2 separate regions of the Homo sapiens genome follow, and region 1 is linked to region 2. The links are chromatin loops, found by intact Hi-C in ENCODE. Cell type or tissue: A673. All regions are shown on one strand. Links, peaks and the distances in the headings refer to the core of each region. The heading gives the core; the rest is flanking DNA.

Region 1 (11,643 bases), core at 1,438-9,437, 91 kb before region 2:
CAGAAAACTGAGGCTCAGAGAGGCCAAATTCCTAAGCTAAGGTCACACAGCTTGTAAGTGATGAAGGCAGGATTAGATTTCATCAGGAGTTCTCAGCTGATGCTTCTCACTCTTGTTTTCGTGTTTGATAAATGGGCAGGATGCCTCCAGTCCTTTTCAGTTCTGTTCAAATTCATATGAAGTTTATGAGGTCTCAGTCATCACTGGGGCGGCTATGCAGGCAGCAGGTTTGGCAGGACATGGGCTCGTGCAGTCCTTTGGCTCCAATATTCTATTTGATGTAGTTGTCATTATCCGATCCTTCCCCCAGCAGGTAGAGGAGGCACCTTGTTGCAGAATGAACATGCCCACCTGCTAACAGCCCATCTGCTGACTATAGGAGCCCACCAGCAGCCCCAGGGTTCTCTGTGGACTTCCAGCTCTCACTCCTTCCACTAGCTGGGGATTAAACATAGAAAAGGCTGCATTCTCCTGCTTGGGCAGCAAAGATGCTATTAATGCCAGGCTGGCTTCTAAGGCAACTAAATAAACAGAAAGGACAGGGACAAGAGTCTATAAATTCTAAATGATGTTCAGGAAAGTGGCCTGGGCCCCAAGCCCCATAAAACCCAGGCAGCCTGCTGGGCTGGTGGTGCTTTATTGGCCCCTTCCTCTGCTGCGGGGTCATATGCCCATCAAGCCTCCCACTTGTAAGGTACTTTTTCTCTTTAACTTCCAAACACTTCCCATAGTAATTAGCATTTCATGGTTGTCTTTAAGCCACTCATATGGCTACATCACTCCCCCATTTAACAGATAGGAAAACTGAGGCACACAGGGGGCTAATGAACTGGATAATGGCCCGGGTCCCTTGATGCTGATCTAGAAAGTTCTCTCTGATGTTCATACTAAGTAAGCACTTACTACATGCTGGGCACTGTTTTAAGCCCTTTGTACTTATTATCTAATTTATTGCCCATGACAACCTAAGGCACAGGTACTGTTATTTTAACTATCATCTCTACGTCCTAGTGAGGAAACTGTGATATAGAGGGTTTAAGTAACTTGCTCAGGCCCACACATGTGATAAGTGGCATGCAGGGATTTGGCCCTACACCCTCAACCATCACGCTGTTAGCAAAGCGTGGGAGCAGAACGGGAGGAGGGGTAGCTGCTGTCCTGAAGGGCCTGGTTCTTTGCTTCTTCCCAGGAAACCTGTTTCGGAGCCCCCCCTGTTTTGGAGACCCTGTGCTCTGGGCAGCTTCAGAACCTCCAGAGAGACATAACTCAAGGAGCAGTGAGGGCAGGCGAGGGGCTGGGCAGGTCGATTGAGAAGTGCCATGGAGACAGCACCAGGCTGGGAGTCTGGACACTTGCATGGCCACACCAGCTCCGCCACCAACTTGTTGTGGGGCCCTCAAAGGCTCTTCCCCCTTTCCTGTCTCTGATTTGGATGGAGGTGGGGCATCACATGATTTGGGGATCCACCTGCTGGTGGTGACGGCAGCAGAAAGGAGGGCCACAGAGGCTCCAACATCGGACCTGGCCCTGCCCTCACTGTCAGAAGTGCAGACCCACATTGGGTGCCCAAATTGCCTGCTAAAACCTGGGCTATTTAAAACACCCAGCGCCACCTGGAATCTCGAGGTTCCGCTACTTTGGGAGGACTCTGGGTTTCAGCTCCCTCCCTCCCCATTGCCCTGCCTTATGGGGTTTGCTGGGGGTTAGGGAAATGATGGACCTTGGCTGCTGCAAGTTGTCTGCAGTCCAACACTGCTTTCCCATGGTGGGTGTCAGAGGAGGGGCTCTACTGAGGGCTGGAGTGGTGCAGCATCCTCTTATTCTGGCCAAGGTCTGTGAAGTCCCCAGATCAATGAAGGAGAAAGAAGAAATTCTTCAATGTGTTGCCAACCTAACCAGCCTTGCATGATTCCATTCAACTCACTTGCAGTTAACAGATGTTTACTGAGCACCTAGTATTGGTCAGCTGCTAGGTGACAGAGGCTAGCTAATTAGACTTAGTTTCTGCCTTCAAGGGTCTCCCAGTCTGGTGGGGAGGCAGAGAGGTAAACAAACAATTATAATGCACCATGATGGTCCTGTGACTGGAGGCAGGAGCCTGCAGTGCTTCCAGCAAGAGGTGATTCCTCTCCAGCTCTGCTTCCGGGGCCTCTTGCTAAATGGCTGCAGCACCCTCTTGAATGGCCCCATTAAGTTCCTCTAGGCCATTCTCCCATAGACAATGCGCACACCTTGCTGAAGATGTTTCAGTGCATTTAGAGTAAAATCCTAACCCTTTAGCTGGCCTGCCAGGCACTGGCCCTGTCCATTTCTTTACCTCCTTTGTGCCTTCTCCCCATGTCTAGCACCCTGAGGGAACCATGAACATTTACTAGAAAAGATCATGTTCTTTTCCACCTCTGGGCCTTTGCATTCTGCCTAGAACACCATTTCTCTACAGTCTGCATGGCTGGACACTACTCGTCCTTCAGATGTCAGCTTAAATATTGCTTTTAGGGATGGCCTGACCACTCCCACTCTAAAGTTTGGCCCCTTGCTGCTCTCACTAAGAGCAGCTTCCCCCGGCCCCATGTGTTCCTTTCCACACTCTGTATCTGCTTGTTGGTTTATTGCTTCTCTCTTGCAGCCTGTGAACAATGTGGGGCAGGAATGGGGAAGGGACAGGGCGGCCCAGGGTTAAAAGTGCAGACTGGTGCTTAGACTGCCTGTGCAGAAATCTGGCTGCACAACTCAGTGCTGTGTGACTCTGGGGAAGTTGCTTTATCTCTCTGTGTCCCAGTTTCTTCATGTGTAAAATGGAAGAAATAATAATACCTGCCCCCACAGAGGTGTGGTTTGGGCTAAATGAGTTAATATATGTAAAGCACTTAGAACAGTGTCTGGCACATGGCAAGTGCTCAATAAATATTAGCTATCATTATTATTTTTATATCCACTGCTTAGAATAGTGCCCAGCTCAATAAATATTTGATGATTGGCTGAGACACCTGGGCTGAATCTTCAAGGAAGTAGTTGAGGGTTGGTTAGAGAGAGAATGGTGACTCTTAGCCCTGGTTGCATGTTGGAATCACCTGGGGGGCTATAACAAACACTGATGCCTGAGCCCTACCCACAAGACAGTTGCCAGGCCATTGATGTTTTAAAGCTTCCCTAGGATTCTGATTCTAGGGTTGAGAACCACAGAGATGGGGAAGGGAGACATTCACAGCCCAAGAACATGGTGCAGCTGGCAGTGCCATGCTGGAGGGAACGCAGAGGGTGAGGCAGGGGCAAGGGAGTTGAATGGCAGCACAGGAAGTCAGGGCCGGACCTGAGACGGCCCTGCATGCTATGCAGAGGAGCTTAGTCTTGGTGGGGAAGTTGATAGAGGCCCTGGAAAGCTTTTAAGCTGAGAATGACATGGTCCAATTTGCCTTTAAGGAACTTGGCCTAGGTAGCTGTGTGGAGGATGGATTACTGCGAGTGAAATTGAAGGCATGGAGATCAGAATGCAGAAAATCTTCTGCCACAGTGAGAGCAGTGCGGAGCCAGGCTTGAACCAGGCAGATGACTTGCTGGTCCCCAGTTTAATTACTTAATCCTCCTTGGCATGTCTGAACAGTGAAATCTGGGCAGTGCGGCATTACACCTGGCCGCTCCTGCCCCCAACCACTATGCCAAACGGGTGTCACTCTGGGCTGATATAAACCCCATATGGTCCTGACCATGGAAAGGCTTTTCCTTCTGGTTTCTAAGCCAGACTTCTGAGTCTCAGTGAAGATTCTCTAGTCCACACCCTGTTGGCCTCTGGGGTTCTTGTTTCAACCTGGAAATCCCTCCCAGGCCCACTTCCTCATTTATGATCCCTGCCCTACCCCCTGAAAGCCCTGAGGTCTAAATGCCTCGAATGTACCAACTCTCCCTTGGTTCCAGGCCAGTCCTCCCTTGAAACAATAGGCTCCCATCCTCCAGGGCTTCTCCCCCAGTGGAGGCTTAAATATAGTCTCAATCTTCTGTTGCCTGGATTATAGGTGGGGACTCATGCTTCCTGCCTCCCAGCTCCCTGGCTACCAAGCTATCTCTCCCTAATTGTTCAATTTTCTTCCCACATGAAGCTGTGGGTCCCAGAGCTGCCTTTGGAAGGCAGGGCTCTTGACAGAGTGACCCATGTCCTTCCCATTGTACCACACCATTTATCCTCGCTTGGAGGCAGTGTAAGTGGGTGCTCCCGTCTGGTTCTGTGTGGTCTTGGGCAAGTCATCTGATCTCTGCGTGTCTTAGTTTCTTTATCCGTTAGAATAGAGGTGAAAATGGGGGAGATACAAAATTAGCCGGGCATGGTGGCACATGCCTGTAATCCCAGCTACTCGGGAGGCTGAGGTAGGAGAATCACTTGAACCCAGGAGGCGGAGGTTACAGTGAGCCGAGATCGCACCATTGCACTCCAGCCTAGGCAACAAGAGCGAAACTCCGTCTCAAAAAAGGAAGGAAGGAAGGAAGGAAGGAAGGAAGGAAGGAAGGAAGGAAGGAAATGGGGGAGACGTTTAGTAACCCAGTGACACTGGGAATAATCACAGGTTTGAATTGGCCATCTGACTCAGAGGATACAGTAGGCTTTAATTTAGCACTGTGTTTCTTAGCATTAGCGAGGCATTTGGAACAGGACAGGAAACAGAGCACACGTAGGATCTTTATCTTCGTCTTGTGGGGATGCCTGTAAGCCACCCACATACATAACTTTTTTTTGCCCCTCACCCATGTGGGCCATTTTGGCTGCTGTTGATAAAACCTGAGAACCGTCTAAGAGTCTCCTTGATGCAGAGAAGCTGCTGTCTCAATTTCCAATATACCATCTTAGACACATAGATCCCAGGCCTGCATGCCAACTCACAGTTCCCCAGGCCCACAGATCAGGGGTTTCACACGACACAGGGCAGACACCACAGTCCACATGTATCTTAACTGCATTGTGGGAGGGCAGGCCTGGGGTTATTTTCCCAGAGAGGCCTAGGCCAGCCCAGGCTGCTGTCAAACCTTGACTGAGGCTTAGTTATCTGTACATATTTCTCTTAGGAGGAAGACAGTCAGTAGATTGCTGTCAATTCACACAGGTAAAACCCAGTTTATAAGAGAGAGAGAGAGAGAAGAGAAGGAAGGGGGAAACTGTAGACCGTCTGGGAAGAGTGAATTTTGTTTGTACGTTTTGGGGGTAAATTGATCATCTGGCAGCTGGTAGAGCTATTAGTTTGGGCATTCCAGTTCTTGAGCAGGCTGTTTAGGGGCATTGAAGAATGTGATGGCAGTTGTGGGTTTTCCAGCAGAGCCTTAGGAGTTCATCTGTGGGGTATAGTCTCTGTAAGATGCCTGCTGGTGCCGCCTCACCAGCACCTCCGCTTTAGCCAGGCCAGGTCTGCCCCTTGACCCTGTCAGAACTCCTCAAGGTAGGCTGCTGTGGAATTCAATGGGTAACGGAGTGCCTAGTCCTCTAAAACAGTGAAGATCAACAGCAAAGTGCTTGTATACAAACATGTCCATAGTCAATGCTCAATGTAAGTTCTAATTGCTATTCTTTCCCTCTCATGGGTTCCACCTCTGTTGGCTTCTCTGGCTCTGTTGCCTGGTGTCCCATATCTTCTCTGGAGCTGAGATTCAGAAGTGGAGAGGAGGAAGATGGGGACACAGAGAGGAAGTCAAGGATCAAGACAGCTTTGTAATCACGTGTTTTAAGGAATGAAGTGGACAGGTTGCTTCCCTTATGCTCTTTAGGGACTGGGGTTGAGGGAGATTTATTTTTGCTCTTTCTTTTAGCCAAGGCAGCATCAGTCAGAAGGGCCTCCCACCTCATAATTTTGTCCTATTGGCTGGAAGCAGGCTGTGTCCGCCATTTTGATTTTTCTCCCAGCTTTGGAGGAAAACTAGAAACCCAGAGAAAAAGTGCCTTTTTCTTTCCTCATTGGAATCCAGGGAAGAGGACCTTGGTAGCAGGAGACTGTTCCTTTCCTGAGTGGTTCCAACCCTTTTCTCCAGGAAGCTAGGTAGGCTAAGTAAGGGAGGGAGTCTCAGGCTGACCTTGGATCCTGTCAATCCCAGGGACTTGCAGTATGACCTTGATCAAGTGTCTTCTCCTCTCTTTAAAACTGTTTCCTCATCTTTAAAATTGGGGGATGTAGGGGCTACAGACATAATATTGTAAAGACTCTAAGGAAATGGGCCTTCCCCTTCCTACTGTCAACATACTTTAAGTGGTTCTCTTTAAGCTTGCTCTTGAAGATCATCATACCAAGTTTTGGCTTGAATATAAATGTTAGGGATTTCTTTTATTATTATTATTATTATACTTTAAGTTTTAGGGTACATGTGCACAATGTGCAGGTTTGTTACATATGTATACATGTGCCATGTTGGTATGCTGCACCCATTAACTCGTCATTTAGCATTAGGTATATCTCCTAATGCTATTCCTCCCCTCTCCCCCCACCCCACAACAGTCCCCAGTGTGTGATGTTCCCCTTCCTGTGTCCATGTGTTCTCATTGTTCAATTCCCACCTATGAGTGAGAACATGCGGTGTTTGGTTTTTTGTCCATGTGATAGTTTGCTGAGAATGATGGTTTCCAGCTTCATCCATGTCCCTACAAAGGACATGAACTCATCATTTTTTATGGCTGCATAGTATTCCATGGTGTATATGTGCCACATTTTCTTAATCCAGTCTATCATTGTTGGACATTTGGGTTGGTTCCAAGTCTTTGCTATTGTGAATAGCGCGGCAATAAACATACGTGTGCATGTGTCTTTAAAGCAGCATGATTTATAATCCTTTGGGTATATACCCAGTAATGGGATGGCTGGGTCTAATGGTATTTCTAGTTCCAGATCCCTGAGGAATCGCCACACGGACTTCCACAATGGTTGAGCTAGTTTACAGTCCCACCAACAGTGTAAAACTGTTCCTATTTCTTCACATCCTCTCCAGCAACTTTGTTTCCTGACTTTTTAATGGTCGCCATTCTAACTGGTGTGAGATGGTATCTCGTTGTGGTTTTGATTTGCATTTCTCTGATGGCCAGTGATGATGAGCATTTTTTCATGTGTTTTTTGGCTGCATAAATGTCTTCTTTTGAGAAGTGTCTGTTCATATCCTTCATCCACTTTTTGATGGGGCTGTTTGTTTTTTTCTTGTAAATTTTTTGAGTTCATTGTAGATTCTGGATATTAGCCCTTTGTCAGATAAGTAGGTTGCAAAAATTTTCTCCCATTCTGTAGGTTGCCTGTTCACTCTGATGGTGGTTTCTTTTGCTGTGCAGAAGCTCTTTAGTTTAATTAGATCCCATTTGTCAATTTTGTCTTTTGTTGCCATTGCTTTTGGTGTTTTAGACATGAAGTCCTTGCCCATGCCTATGTCCTGAATGGTATTGCCTAGGTTTTCTTCTAGGGTTTTTATGGTTTTAGGTCTAACATGTAAGTCTTTAATCCATGTTGAATTAATTTTTGTATAAGGTGTAAGGAAGGGATCCAGTTTCAGCTTTCTACATATGGCTAGCCAGTTTTCCCAGCACCATTTATTAAATAGGGAATCCTTTCCCCATTTCTTGTTTTTGTCAGGTTTGTCAAAGATCAGATGGTTGTAGATAGGTGGCAATATTTCTGAGGGCTCTGCTCTGTTCCATTGGTCTATATCTCTGTTTTGGTACCAATACCATGCTGTTTTGGTTACTGTAGCCTTGTAGTATAGTTTGAAGTCAGGTAGTGTGATGCCTCCAGCTTTGTTCTTTTGGCTTAGGATTGACTTGGCAATGCAGGCTCTTTTTTGGTTCCATATGAACTTTAAAGTAGTTTTTTCCAATTCGGTGAAGAAAGTCATTGGTAGCTTGATGGGGATGGCATTGAATCTATAAATTACCTTGGGCAGTATGGCCATTTTCACGATATTGATTCTTCCTACCCATGAGCATGGAATGTTCTTCCATTTGTTTGTATCCTCTTTTATTTCATTGAGCAGTGGTTTGTAGTTCTCCTTGAAGAGGTCCTTCACATCCCTTGTAAGTTGGATTAATGTTAGCGATTTCTATAATGATTTGGGATCTACGTCCTCTGCTAGATGGTCCTGGCTCTTATACATCCTGCCCTCCAATTTTTCTTAGAGTTTGGGAAAGTCTAGAAACTCCAGATCAGTCTTGTTGAGGCTTTCAGTTGAACTGACAGGCGTCCTGATGGTGTGTTTCTGAGTCTTTGTCTCAAATGGTCAGAGCTTTGGTACAGAGCAGTCTGACTCCATTACACAGGTGGAGGGGCTGCTTTATGCAGACTCCTGTGATGGTGGTGGAGGAGGCTGGGGGGATTTTGGGGTTGGAGGATATGATCACACTGATGGTGGAGATGGGTATTGTGGTCATGGTGTGGGCAATGCTGGGGAGGTAGGTAGGGCATCATGGGCTGTTAAGAAGCATTTTTACTATGAGCAATGGAGAGGCACTGAAGGATTATAATTTAAGGGAAAGGAACCCAGATTTACATTTTGAAAAGATCACTCTAATTACATTGTGGAAAACTGATTGGAGGATGGTGAGAGTGGGTGTATTAAGAGAGCAGTGGAGTAGTTCAGGAGAGAGATCATGGTAATTTAGATTATAGTGGTGGGGATGGATAGAAGTGTGCAGGTGCTGGACCTTCTTAGGTGGTAAAATCAACAGGACTTGGTGATTAGATGACACCTTGATCCCACTGGGGGAGCTGTGAATGTGAAGGAGATCTCAAAGATGAACTTTGGGTGTCTGCCTTGGGCAGCTGGGTAGATGGTTCGATTGTAAACTCTATGACAGCAGGAACTTAATTTTGTCTATATGTATCGCCAGGTGCTGAAGCAGAAAAGCAGCACCTAGCACATGCTAGGTCCTCAATCAGTGTTGGTTGGATGACTGTTACTGTTAACTCTTGGTCATGAACATGACAAAAGGTATATATTGTAAGCTGTGGTCCCCATGTTTGTGTCCACCACTGGACATGAAACACTCTTGGAGTTGGCTCACAGATGGCTAATATAGGGGCCAGACCTAAGACTCAGCTGAACCCACATTGGAACCCTAGGTTCTTCCTTTACTGATTGTATGACTTGGGGAAAATTAGGTAACATTCCTGAGCCTCAACATATTCAACTCTAAAATGGAGATAAAAAGAATGCTGACCTTACAGGGTTATTATTAAATGAGATAATGTTAGAAAGCACTTAGCCCAGTGCCTGGACCACGGTTGGTAAGTGCAGTGGTGATCATTTAAGAAAATAAATTACTTGTACTCTGAATCCAGCACCTTGTGGGCACACAAGGTCTGTCTGTGGAGTAATCAGGTGGTGAAATGAGAGAAGGGGTGGTATCCATGGTAATCGTAGTGCTAACAAGGACAGGGAAGTTATTGAAGACCTTGATGACAGGGCTGGAAATTGTGGGGAGGCTGAAGCTACTTCCACATCTGTCTTATCATCTTATTGTTTCTACCTTGATTTCTATTCTTGTTTCTTGGCAGCCCAGGAAATGAGGCTGTTTGTGACATAGCCCCCAGGACTCATGGCAGGCCCTCAGTGTTGAGGGGGAAGGCAGAATGTCTGGGGACTCAGCTGCTTCCATATCTACCTTCGCCTCAGCTGAATCCCAGCTTAGTCACTAAAAACAGTGTTTTAAAAATAGCAACAGGTGATGTTCATCCAGATGGAACCCCCTAAAAACAACTGCTCCCTAATGGTCTTTGCACTGTGATAAATGACTGTGGATTGACAGGGAGCCCCTGGCAGCTGCTGCTCCCTGTGCCTTTCCTCCCTTTGATGAGAAAGTGAATATTCAGCAAGCCTCAGGACCCTGGAGGGCCCCCCAGAGGAGGAGGCAGAAGGAGCTCATTGGCCCGGCAGCTGTCCCTGCTGCTGTGCTTGTGAGTCTAGGCAGGAGAGAGAGAATTATAAGTCACAGACACGGAGCAACTGAGCGGATGCAGAGAGGCAGATATTTCCAGAGCAGAGCGGAGAGAGGAGCCCATTTGCACCTGGGTTATCTGTGGGTATCATGTGTGTGCACGGAGGGGTCTCTACACATGCAGTCCCTCAAGCCACCTGTCAGCTTCAAGTCAACTCTCAGGAAGACATGGGTAAGGCTGAAAACCAGCTAATGGGCAGTCAGCACTTAAGGAAATCTTGAACATAGCTCTCAGGGAGACATGCTTATAACACTCCCATGCACAGACACACACAAACTGACCCCCACACCGCCATGGCCAGCCCCTACCTCAGATTCACCTGCAGCCTCTTGAGAGCCACAGCTACAGGCAAGTCCCAAATCTGGCCCCTTGGGGATAATAGAGTGTGTGTGTGTGTGTGTGTGTGTGTGTGTGTGTGAGTGAGTGCACGCACATAAGCACGCTCACATGTGCCTTTGCATGTACCATGGAGGCTTAGGAGTCAATTTCTAGGAATGTCTTCATCTCCATGCACAGACAGAAATAGGCTAGGTTTCTTTTTAGAGCTTTCTCTAGCTGATTAATATGTGTGTGTGTTGGCAGGACAGGGAGGCCCCATCCCTGCTGCTTCTCTGGCGGCTAAGGGTCCTTTAAGTTTTCAGAGCAGCAGAGGGAAACTCCCATGAGCTCTTGCTTCTGGATGGAACTGCAGGATCCTGGCAAAATGGCCCAGTTTTTGGGTGGACCCCATTTTCTCTTGGGGATGTGAAATTGGAAACGTCATCTCTTCTCTCTCCCTTCTCTCCCCCTCCCTTTGCTCTTCACTGCCCTGCCCTCCCCCTGTACCGTACTTGTTCACCTGACCAGTTTCTATATTCCTACTCATCCAACCCCAGGAAGCCTTCTAGGGCCCTTAGGTCTGCATTAGACAGGTGCCCCTCCTCTGTGGTCCTTAGGCAGCGTGTACTTCCCCAAGCCCAGTAGTTCATTGCGTAGTCATGGTTCCTCCTTCCGTCTGCCCAATCTCTACCTGACCCTAACCACCATCCACAGGAAGCCTTCTGTGATTGCTATAGCTCAGCCTTGCCCACAACTCCATCTCATTCATGATCTGTACCCCTCATCTGCCTCTTATCATGTGTTGATTTTTAAATGATCCTTCTCTATCACTTTCCATACGCCCAAGTTGGACTGTCATTTTCCAGAGAACAGATTCTATGCTCTCTAATCTCAACTCCATTCATTCAGTCATTCATTCGGCACATACTTCTAGAATACCTGCTATGAGCCAGACACTGGGGCCGTGGGGCTGAATAAGACTGATGGTTTTCTGCTTAGGGACTCCTTGACTCCTGGTCATCATGGTGGAGGGGGAGATGCCTAGGGTTCCCTGAGGCCTGAGCAAGGAAGCCTGAGCCTGGGGTGGGCCTCCCAGGCCTGCTGTATTCTACCCGCCTCTCCAGCCCTCTGGAGCTTGTTGTCATGAGAATTCTCCCTTCCTTCCTGACTCTCCCACCAGGGATAGGTGTGGATTAAGCGGGGCTCCTGTTTTTCTAGTATCTAAAAAGGCTGTGCCTCCCTTGCTTTTATGTCAGCTTTTCCATGCTGAGTAAGTTTCTATCAAACTCTAGAGCTCAGGCACCTTCTGTGGAAGCCCAAGAAGAGAGTAACCAGTGAATCTCTTTGCTCCCTAGTACCCCATGTACTGACAAGATCCACAGCA
Region 2 (11,643 bases), core at 1,671-9,670:
CGCTGACTTCAGAGGAGCTGGCAGATGTTGCCATGGCAACCACAGACTAGGGACATCTTTGAAAAAGAAAAAAGAAAAAGAAATTTAAAAAAGTTTGGAGGTTTTATTTGCTGTCTTTGTACCCCTTGCCAGAAGGAAAAGTAGAGATCTTGGGGAGTGCTGGAGATGGCTGGGCAGGCAGGTGGGGGTGTGTCAGGGACAGGATTCCCCCAAGGGGAGGATGTGGTTCCACCCCTGAGGATGGTGGAGGCTCCTCCACGTGGTCCCCAGGGGCCTCCAGAACGTAGCATCTTCTCCTGACTCTGGTCCATCCATCTGTGTTCCAGGACCTCTTTTGAGAACCTGGGACCTCTATGGGACTTGTCATCCGGGTCTGGTTCTATTCACGTCCTTCCAAGTGACCAGCAGAGAAACCCTCTTTAGACTTGGGCCCACTGGGAGGAGTGAGTTTCAGAAGCCAAGGTTTCCCATGTTCCATCCTCCCCACCCCTCTCTGACAGTAGCTCCTTTTCTACATGGCAACTGACAATAACACAAAGGGCAAAGGGATACAAGGGCCAGCCCCCATGTCACACTGCCTGGCTGCAGAACCCAGCATCCCTTCTAGCTGCTTGGGCAAGCTAGGTAACTGGTAACTGCTCTGTGCCTCACTTGCCCCCTTGTGAAATGAGGACAATGGCTAGATCCAGCTTACTGTGTTGCTGGAAGGATTAGACGAGTGAACATATGTAAAGCACTTAGAACAGCATCATTGCATGGTCTGGCCTGGTGCTATAGCATTTCAGCAATCTTCAACTTTAGGGCTGTGAAACTGAGGCTTTGGATGACAGGGTTGTGGGACTGAGTCTTCACCCTTCATCTCCTGCCCCCGGGCACAGGAACCTCTCAGATCTGAACACTGCCCTTCTGCTAGCCTAACCTCACCCAGGGAGCATTTGGCACAGTCACTGGGCAACTGGAAGGGACAGGCGAGCCCTATCCTTAGGTCTGCCTTCGTGGACTATTCCCTGGTCTTACATGTACACCAGAATCCTGGGGTCTCAGTTTCTCAAAGGTGCCTTCCATACCCAACAAGAAAAATAAGCAAATTCAAAGCAAACTGATTCTGATCCCCGAGATAGGACTTATCTGTATTGATGAAATTCTGAACCAGGGACTGCTTTTCAGTAAATGGTTTTCTTTTTTCTTTTCTTTCTCTCTTTTTTTTTTTTTTTTTTGAGACAATCTTTTTCTGTTGCCCAGGCTGGAGTGCAGTGGCACAATCTCAGCTCACTGCTTACTGCAACTTCTGCCTCCTGGGTTCAAGTGATTCTCCTGCCTCAGCCTCCTGAGTAGCTGAGATTACAGGCATGTGCCACCATGCCTGGCCAATTTTGTATTTTTTGTAGAGATGGAGTTTTACTGTGTTGGCCAGGCTGTTCTCAAATTCCTGACCTCAGGTGATCCTCCTGCCTCCACCTCCCAAAGTGCTGGGATTATAGACGTGAGACACTGCACTGGGCCCAATAAATGCTTTTCTTCCTTCAAAACTAAAGCCCCCAGAAGATTTACATTCCAGAACAGACCCAGATGCTTGTCAGGGGCCCATCAGCAATTGGTGACTCCCTCAAATTAGCATGGCACTGGTGATTAATATATAAGCATTCTAGAGAGATTCTCTGTGGATGTTTAGCCCAGATTTTTCTAAGCCTTCCCTCCAGATGTATAGGTGACATTATTTTAGGCTCCATCTTAGCTATTATGAATTTCAGAATCATTAGGTTTTGCAGTTAAGTGCCCAGTCAGCAGTCTGATATTCCTTTAAGTCACAAATAATAGCTACCATTTAATGAGCGCTTGTATTCCACCTGGCCCCATATGCGACATGGTGACATGTAATATTGATAAGTCCTAATCACAACCCTCCCTGCAGGCTAGGGATTTATTCTTATTTCCAGGGGAGGCATGTGGGGCCCAGAGAAATAAGAGACTCATTTAAAGCCACACAGCAAGCAGGGCAAGGAGTCAGGATTCAAATCTAAGACTGCCCAGCTCCAAAGCATAATCCCTGATGTACATGGTGGTTAAGAGTCTGAACTCCATTGGGTGTGGTGGCTCATACCTGTAATCCCAGCACTTTGGGAGGCCGAAGCAGGAGGATTCATTGAACCCAGGAGGTCGTGACCAGCCTGGGCAACATAGTAAGACCCCCATCTCTACAAAAATTTAAAAAATAACCGGTGTTCTGGCACATGCTTTTAGTCCCAGCTGCTTCAGAGGCTGAGGTGGGAGGATCATCTGAGCCCAGGGAGGTTGAGGCTGCAGTGAGCCATGATTGTGCCACTGCCCTGCAGTCTGGGTGAAAGAGCAAAACCTCATCTCAAAAAAGAAAGGAAAGAAAAAAGAAAAAAAGCCTGAACTGAACTCCTGGCCAGACAAGTGGAACCAAATCCCAGCTTCATCAATATCTAGCCATGTAAATGGAGCCATCTGGCCTCCATTTCCTCATCTGAGAAACAGGGATAATAATACCCAGTGCTGTATAAAGAGTAAATAAGTTAATATATGCAAAGTTCTTAGAAGAAAGCCTGGTATACAACAAGCATTAAATCAGTGTTCACTTTTATCCTTCCTACTAGGCCATGAGGATTTCGTATAAAGACGTGAAAAGGGGAAATAGATTCGTGTCTGCATTCAAACATCAATTCTCAGGAATCCTTGACATTTTCCTAGAAGTAGGCCTTAGAAAAAAATAACAGGCTTTAAGCCAAAATTATTTTTTCCAAACTTATTTCACAGCAGCACAGATTCTTAGGGCTGGCAGGGCCTTGCGTGCTGGAGAGAAGGAGGAACGTGGCCCAGGCTCCATCCTGGCATGGTCTTCAAACCCCCAAATGGAGCCCATGCCTTGTAGGTGGGCTCTGTGGTGACGACAGGGGAGCCAGCGGCCCTGAGCCCCAAGCCAGTCCTGCCACGAACTTGGCTGGATTCCTGCTGAGTCTCAGCTTGCTTATCTAGAAATTGAGGATCTTCCTTCACGTTGTTTTAGCAAAACCCACTCAGGATTATGCTTCTCCCAGGAAAGGGGACCACAGCAGGAAAGAGACGGGAGGGAGGCTCCTGGAAATTTTAGAAAGTGAGACCCAGAAGGGATCTTAGAAAGTTACTTAGTGGTAACTTAGCAGAAGTAGCTTAGCTGCTCCCCATTTTACTGATAAGGAAACTGAGGCCCCAGTGAGAGAAAGCGACTTGTCTAGTGTCAGAGCTGGCACTAAAACCCTTGTGCCTTGTCTTGTAGGGCCAGTGCCCATGGCACTGCAGCCACTGTCAGCTCAGGAGTGGGAAGCCCTCTTCTGAGTGGTGGTTGCTATGACTAGGCTGGAGGACAGGGAGTCTCCCCAAGTGTGCTTTGGCAAGAGGTTGGGAGAGACATCGCTTCTATTAATTGTGATGAAGATGATGGTGATAGCTGTAACTTATTGAGTGCTGGGTACCAAGCATTCTAAGAGCTTAATATTCACTTAACCTCCTGCGGTAGGAACCATTATCATCTCCCTTTGCAATGAGAAAACTGAGGCACAAGGAAGTGAAGCAAATGCCTAAGGCTTTCTATCTGGTTATGTGTGGGAACTTGGTTTTAAGCCAGACAAAATTTCCGAACCTGTGCCTCAACTATTTGCCTATACCAACTCCTCAGAGTATAATTTTGTACATTTCCAGTCCCTAGAAGCCCAGAGAAGGGAGTGGTGCTAGATTCAATTCAGTTTAACTTCTTTAGTTTATTTGTTGAAACCTACCATGTGATCAGCTGGATAGCCAAAACCACTAGCTGGTTCCAAATTAAATGTATCAATAGAAAATGTATTTCAGAATGTGGCCTCACACACTACACATATGTGCATGTGTGCATACACACACATACACACATGCACATATTGGAAAGGACTGAGAGCATGGTCAGACAGGAAGGAAACCAAATTCAGGATGCCAGAGTACCTAGCTCAAGCCCTGGCTCAGCTACTGACCAACCCTGGGGTACTCAGCAGGTTAATTCACCTGCTCTGTGAGGGGTGGGCTGTCTATACCATTCACCCTTGGATCTCCAGTTGCTCTCACTCCATCAGTGAATGGATTATTTCCTCACTGCTGCTTTCCAGCTGTGTGACTGTGGGCAAGTTGCTCAACCTCACTGTTCCTCAGTTTCCCCCATGTGTATAATAAGGATACTAATTGTACTTACGGGGCTGTTGCAAGGATTAAATGAATGTATAAGGGGCTTAGAGCTTGGCACAGAGTAAACATATACAAATATTAACCATGGTGGTGGTGATAATGGTGGCAATTAATATTATTAGCACTTTTTGTCTATTTGTAATTTGTAAAATGGGCCAATAATAGCATTGGTCTCCTAGGGTTATTCTGAGGACCAAATAAGATGATAGCACAGAGTATGGGCTCAGACCCCAACTCAGGGGTGGAGACAGGAAGAGAAAGCATGTACAGGGCAGCAGGGCACACAGCCATTCCATCTGAGAGGAAGAGGATGGCAGCAGGGGTGCGTCCTGGCATAGCAGGGGACAGGACATTACATCCCCTGGTGCCGGCTTATCCCTGTGGCTTCCCGCCCTGATGCTGCCACTTTGCACATGTGATCCAATCAACTGTCTCTTTAATTATGACACGGAGGAGAAGCCACAAACAGGTTTACCATATTCACGGTTTGCTGCGTCTGTGTTACATCCGGTGTGCATGTAAACAACATCTTGTGGCATTGTCTGATAAATTAAACATCTCTCCTTCCCGAGCTTGGAGAGGAGCGTCGGGTCTCTAAAGAGGGGCACGGATGACTCACCACCATGGCGCTAAAGAGCTTTGCCTGCAGCTCTTTCAGCAAAACACTCTGGAAGGAGCAGGGAGGGGAGAACGCGCTTCCAGCTGGGGTCTCTTTCCTAGGAGGAGACAAGTGGGACAGGATGTGCCCAAAGCTGGCTGCTTAGCTGAGGCCACCAGGGAATTGTTACTGAGGGAAATGGAGCTAACTCTCGCCCATTCCTGCAGCGCCTGCTGGGAAAGCAGGTGATGTGCTGGGAAAACATGCACTCAGCGCCATTCTGGAGCCTCATTTGACCCCTGCCCCAGCCCACCAACAAATCTTTATTGAAAGAACCTGATTTATAACTCACTGTGGCCATCCACTGGCTGTGTGACCTTGTGAAAGACACCTAACCTCTCTGGGTTTTGGTTTTCTCATGGGACCACAGACAACGTAGATAACCTTGTTGAAAGCAGGCAGCCAGGTGTCACCATCCCTTGAGATCCCCATCAGCTCTAGGAGCCATGACCTCTTCCCAGCCAGCCTTCGAGGAGAGCCCTTGACTCAGGAGATGAGCCAAAACTAAGACATCATGAGAACAAAAGGCAGACACTTCTAATTAGAAAACCACCACCAACATGAGTTACTTCCACCCCTCTGATCATCAGACTCACCTGAAGAGCCTTTTAAAAAATATCCAAAATACTCTGGGTCCCATTCCCAGAAATCCCGATGTAATTGATCTGCTGGAAGCCAGGCACTGAATTTTGTAAAACTCCTTGTAAGTCTAATATGTGGTTGGGATTGGAGACTGCTGACCTAGATAATCCATTTCCTGATCATCAAGAGTCGAAGGTGAGTTTAATTAAAGGAGAAGGTGGGAAGAGACTCTGGGGAACTAGATGCCTAAGCTACTTTGTAGCAGGCCTGAGATATTCCTTGGAGTCCAGCCCAGGCAGGCTGGAAATAGGATGCCACTCCTGATTCTACTTGCCAGTGAGTGTGAGCCGGACTGGGGCAGAAGATGTCCATTGGGCCACCAACATCCGAGGCCTGTTCTGGGCTGTGGGTCACGCCTGCTCTCAGGATTGCCCCAGTGTGGTGGCGAAACAGCCAAGTAAAGTGACGATGAGAGGAAGGCATTGTATCCTCTTCCCATGGAGCCTATGCTGGGAATTAAGGGGAGCAGGCAAGTGGAGAGATTAACTCTGTCTGGAAAGTTATAAAGGAGGGCTTCTAGAGACCAAGAGTGTTGAGCTTTGAAGGGTGTATACAAGTTTGCCAGGTGGAAAGCAGGGAATGGGAAACAGCAAGTTTGACCTAGGGGCTACCCCTGCTAACTCAGCACCTATGGGGTTCCCCGTGTACCCAGCTCTGCACCAGGCATTGCTGGAAGTATGGATGGGTGGTGATGCATACACACAAGAGAATGTGGGCCCTGCCTTTCTTACAGTGAGGTTGGGGAGACACAGGTTCAAAGGGAATTCAAGACGGTTTCATACAAAGAGAATTTCTAGTGGCAGCTCCTAATACATCTGTGTTATCAAAGAAAGTTTCTTGGAGGAGATAAGTCTGGAGAAACGTAGCGGCAGACAGAAGGCAGACACCAGCCCAGATAACTTCAATAAATGTGGGGAGGGGGAAAAGGCCTTCATACTTTATAATCCAGGTTCTGGCATGGCCCTGAGTGTGGATGGGGCATGGAAGGCCCAGTCTGACTAAGGTACAGGGTTGTGGCATGGGCTGAACGGAATCAGGCCAGGCTGGAGCCCAGTAGGAAGGGGCTTCCTAGGCCACGCTGGGCCCATCAGACACAATCTAGCCTGGACTACATTCATCCTTATACCAATGCAACCATAACATATAGCTTTTAATATATATTTTAAGGAGGAAAGAAACTAAAGGAAAGTCACACCACCACTCTAGGGCAAAACACTTGGGTGGGATTCTAAATCCTTGGATGCTCTTTCAGGTCCTACCTTTAATTAGCTGTGCATCCTTGGCCAATTCACCCATCCTCTCTGAAGCTCAGTTTGCTCTTCTGTAACCTGGGAAGGGTAGACCCATCTCACAGGCAGCACATCCCAGGAGCATTGTCAGCCTGGACTACATCAAGCATGGTGCCCCCTGGAATTGTACAAGGTGGAATGGCCAAGAGTGAGAAGTCGACAGAGTAGGAAATGTGAAATTGCTTTAAAAGCAGCTGTGAGAAGAGCTTAGTTTTAGGGGAAGGGATGAGGGCTCCCTTCCTCAGCCTCATCATCCCCATTCCATGTACATCATAACATATCTTTCCACTGAAACAAAAACAACTTCTCAGTTTCCAGTGCTGATGGCACAACCTATAGAAGCTGTCTGTGCACCCCTTGAGCACACATCTCATGACACCCCACCAGCCCCTGAGGCCTGGGACCTCGTTTTGCCCTCCCCACACCTTCCTCGCCTGCACACACACAGCTTAGCATCATACAGACGGTGCTTGTCTCTAGTACGGAGTGGAATCCCTCCCAAGCCATCCCCCAAGTCCCTCCTTTTCCATTTTTCCTCCAGGGGCCCTACTGGGCTCACATCCTTGTCTCTCTTCCCTGCGATGCTCTCAAGGTCTGGCTGCCATCTCCAAGCAGAACCGCTGCATCAATTGTCCTTTGTTGTACTTCAGTTGGTCAAACACATAGGCTCAGTGCTGGTGCCCAGGCTGCAGCTGGCTTGCTATGGAGCAAGGGTCCTCTGCCCCATCTCAGAGACTTTGGGGCCATACTGACCCCTGGAGGCTCCTCCTGCACATATGGGGTGCACTGTGGCTGTTTACTCATGAAGCCCTAGTCTCCGACAACCATAAGAGTGAGTGTGGCTGGGGCTGTCTCTTCAGGACCACCCTTGGGATGGTTGAGGTCATTGTCCTTGAAGACCCAGAAAAGCACAGGGTTTTCTAGCATCATTTTCTTGTTTTAAGAAACAGAAGCTGGAACCAAAAGAGTGTTTGTGATGGAATAGCAAACTCCAAATGATAATTTCACTTGGAACCTTAGAATATGACCTTATTTGGAATAAGGATCTCAAAATGAAATCATTATGGGCTGGGTGCAGTGACTCACAACTGTAATCCCAGCACTTTGGGAGGCCAAGGTGGGAGGATCACTTGGGGTCAGGAGTTCAAGACCAGCCTGGCCAACATGATGAAACCCCATCTCTACTAAAAATACAAAAATTAGCCAGGTGTGGTGGCATACCCCTCTAATCCCAGCTACTTGGGAGGCTGAGGTAGGAGAATTGCTTGAACCCAGGAGGCAGAGGTTGCAGTGAGCCCAGATCGTGCCACCGCACTCCAGCCTGGGTGACAGAGTGAGACTGCATCTCAAAAAAACAAAACAAAACAAAACAAAAAATAAATGGATTAAAGTAGGCCCTAAATCCAATGCTAGTGTGCTTATAACAGACAAAAAAGGAGAAGAGACAGGCACAGAAAAGACAGCCATGTAAAGACAGAGGCAGAGACTGAAGTGATCCAGCTACAGCCAAGGAGCACCTAGGATTTAAAGGAGCCACTAGAAGCTGGAAGAGGCAAGGAAGCAATCTTCTCTAGAGCCTCCTGAAAGAATATGGGCCTGCTGACACCTTCATTTCAGAATTCTGGCCTCCAGACTATGAGAGGGTAAATCTCTGTTGTTTTAATCCACTCAGTGCATGGCTATTTGTTATGGAAGCACCAGGAAACAAATACACAAGGCTCTCGACTTACCTGAGAAGGTGCCCAGGTTTCCCCCACTATACCTATTAGACCCTGTGGGCCTGCCTGAAAGCCCCACATCTAAAAAAACAACGACCCTAAGACCATTTTGCATGACTGTGTTCCTGCTGTGTGCCAGGAACACCTGGGTGTTTGCATTCCGGTGAGTGAGGAGGCATGTGTGCGAGGCAGTGTGTAATAGTGGTTAAGGGCATGGTGGGTCCAGGCGGCCAGTTTTTAGTTATGTATCCCTGGGTAGGTGATGTAACTACTCTGCCTCAGTTTCCTCACTGGTAATATAGGGATGATATGTTCTCACTCATAAGTGGGAGCTGAACAATGAGAACACATGGATACAGGGACAGGAACATCATACGCCGAGGCTTGTTGGGGGTTGTGGGGCAAGGGGAGGGAGAGCATTAGGACAAATACCTAATGCATGTGGGGCTTAAATTCTAGATGATGGGTTGATAGATGCAGCAAACCACCATGGCACATGTATACCTATGTAACAAACCTGCACGTTCTGCACATATATCCCAGAACTTAAATAAAAAACAAAACAGGGATGATAATAGTAATGCCCACCTTCTGGGGTGTTGTGAGGGTTTAATGAATTAGTATCTATAGCACCCTGGGAACCATGCCTTGTCCTCTGGAAGAGTTGGCCATGACCATTTCCCCCAATGACTGGGAGTGGAAACGGAGGCCTGGGGGGCTATGTCACATCCCCAACATGGCTAGAAGATGGCTGGGCTGGAGTTTAAACCTAGGTTTTCTTGACTTTGAAGCAGAGGCACTTTCTAGTCTGACACACGCTGTCTCCTTTTCGGGAGCTTCCTGGAGACATGACATTTAAGCTGGGAGGAGGCAGGATGCTACCTGAGACGCTTCACAAGCAGTCTGGCTGAGGCGTGGCAACTGGGAGCTGCTTGTCAGTTTATAACCACCCCTCCTGGCTGCCATCCAGTAGAGTGGGGCCCTGGAGTTTGGCTGGGGCCCAGAAGATCACCTATCTTGGGGAGCAAGAAGGTAAGAGGAGGGATCTGGAGGCGTGGGAGAAGAGATGTGAGCTGGATCCCGAGAGGCAGGGATGAGGCAGGTGTGTATTTTGTGTCCCCTGTTCCAGCATCTCGCCCAATGAGACCCATTTCCGAAACAGCCAGAGAAACAGGTGGTTCAGGAGCTCCTGACGGATGCAGCCCCGAGTGAATGAAGGGTGTGAATGCCAGGGTGGGAGAGACAGAGATGGGAGGTTCCAAGCCAAGGAGAAACACACTCACTGAAAGTTCAGAGCCAATACAATGCAGTTTAGGGAATGACATGGTGCCTACATGTCAGCCTGCCAAGGTGCCTGAAAGGTGAGGCAGCAGGTGCAGGCAGGAGAGAGGCCTGGGGAGAAAGGGTATCAGCATGTCAAATGCTGCTCAGAGTCAGGTCACATCCAGGGCTCCCGTAGGATCTCCCTGGAAGCATAGGATGCAGCTTCTGAAGTGGCTTGAGCCACACCAGCATCAGGAGGAGGGAAGTGCACAAATCCAGCTCGGCTTACACGGGGTGAATCTGAATGCTAGCAGGTGGCGAGGGTTACCCCACAGGCCCCCCAAGGTCATTTGGCAGGATGCCCGGGAAGGCTTATTAGGCTGAAAATGCCCAAAGCAGCTTCTCTGCTCTCTGCACTCCTAAATCCTCCCACTTCTTCTGAGTTGCTGCTGTGGCCAACAGCAGAGGGTCTTCAGATGCCAACTCAGCCTACAGAAAAGTGAGAAGTTCAGGCAAGCAGTGAAAAGTGTTGCGAGAATAAATCTGCAGACTCCTGGTTTTTTCAAAGCCCCACCTGCTGTGGGTTTTGATGGAATCGACCAATTGTCTTGACCTGGAAACACCTATCCAGCTCTGGGGAGGAAGCCAAATAAGAGAAACTGAAGGGGCTGGAGGGAAGGTGGAGGGAAGATGAGGAGCAGAGACAGAGGGAGGGGACAGTGCAGGGGTTGACCGGGGAAGAATTCAAGTTTCCTATAAGTACAACCTGATTGTCTTTATTTCCGTGCATGTGCACACACACACCGGGGAGCTCATGTTTAGGACCCTGCAAGTGGGGCTGGGGCATCTATTTGTTATTGGGTAATGCAAGTCACTGGGTCCCTGTGACTGGGCCCTCCAGCATTTGGGATACCTGGGGCATGAGGTTCACTAAATAGGTGTGAATAAATAGGCCCTCGCTGCTTCTGGGCACTCAGGCACCCTCTCAAGGGGCTTGCTTTGCAGTGTTGGGGTCCCCTGCTTACCCTCTTCCTTCAGGGAACTATATATCTGGTTGTGGGTATGTGGCAAGTCATCCCAGAGAAGGCACCTCTCTTAGTGTAATACAAAGTGAAATCCTTCCTGGCTGGTCTGGAGGATGGATACTGGTCTGAGTGGCCTTTCTGGTTGTGCAATCAGAATGAACAGGTACTTGCAGTATTAACTCATTCCATCCTCACTGCAACGCTTTGAAGGCAGCACTGCCATTGTCATCCTTCTAATATAGTATTGGAGTTGGGGGTGGCTGCAGTGAGCCACCCCAGGTAGCTCCACTCCTCAAAAGCAGAGCAGGAATTTGAACCGGGCCAGCTGGCTCTAGGGCTGAACGCTCAACAGCATGCCACACCACCTCTCCCAGGGCAGTTCAGTGTGTACTGGGGAGAGATTTCAGCAGTCGGTGTGACACTTTGCAGAGCTCCCCATGGCATGACAATATGACAGCATCCCTGAACCGTGGCAGCCTAGCCTTTGCTTGAACACATGCAGTGACAGCCTACTCATTACTTTGCCAGGAGACTAGAGCCATCCATCTTCCCATGGTTTGGATTTTGGGAAAAGTCATTTGGAAGTTGAGCCCTAAAGTTGCCTTCCTGTACCTTCTACCCTGGCTTCAGTTCTGGAGCCGGTAAGAAGAGCCCCATCCCCTTTCCCAGACACTCTCAGATATCTGCACATCAGCCTCATCCGTACCCCTGCCAGCAGCCTTGGATTGAACAAGCTTGTGGGCCCCTGGCCCCCTCAGCCCTTTTTCTTTCTCAGCCACTGCCCCCCACGCCCCTCACCTATCAGGCCCAGACCAGCTGGACACACCCCGATGTAC

What was found. A loop is a pair of places that touch in the nucleus more often than their neighbours do. Peaks named below come from ENCODE experiments on the same cell type or tissue, not always from the same donor. Only the 100,000 strongest peaks of a DNase experiment are listed, where the experiment ranks them.
Region 1: it touches region 2 in a loop (12-fold over the local background); 2 of 110 quality-filtered maps call a loop at or near these places.

The regions. Positions count from the first base shown.
Region 1 is chr6:40,561,552-40,573,194 of GRCh38, reverse strand. All of the region lies in intron 1 of LRFN2 (leucine rich repeat and fibronectin type III domain containing 2), which reads left to right. Among named protein-coding and RNA genes, the nearest start is that of LRFN2, 20 kb to the left of the region's middle. RefSeq lists a silencer at 9,711-10,005. In A673, for the core only: no CTCF peak of the experiment used is centred there; DNase peaks (open chromatin) are centred at 3,454, 4,044, 4,174 and 4,654; H3K27ac peaks cover 6,354 bases.
Region 2 is chr6:40,471,014-40,482,656 of GRCh38, reverse strand. The region is part of intron 1 of LRFN2 (leucine rich repeat and fibronectin type III domain containing 2); the gene reads left to right. Among named protein-coding and RNA genes, the nearest start is that of TDRG1, 98 kb to the right of the region's middle. In A673, for the core only: CTCF peaks have their summits at 4,819 and 7,526 (motif pointing left); a DNase peak (open chromatin) is centred at 4,726; H3K27ac peaks cover 5,315 bases.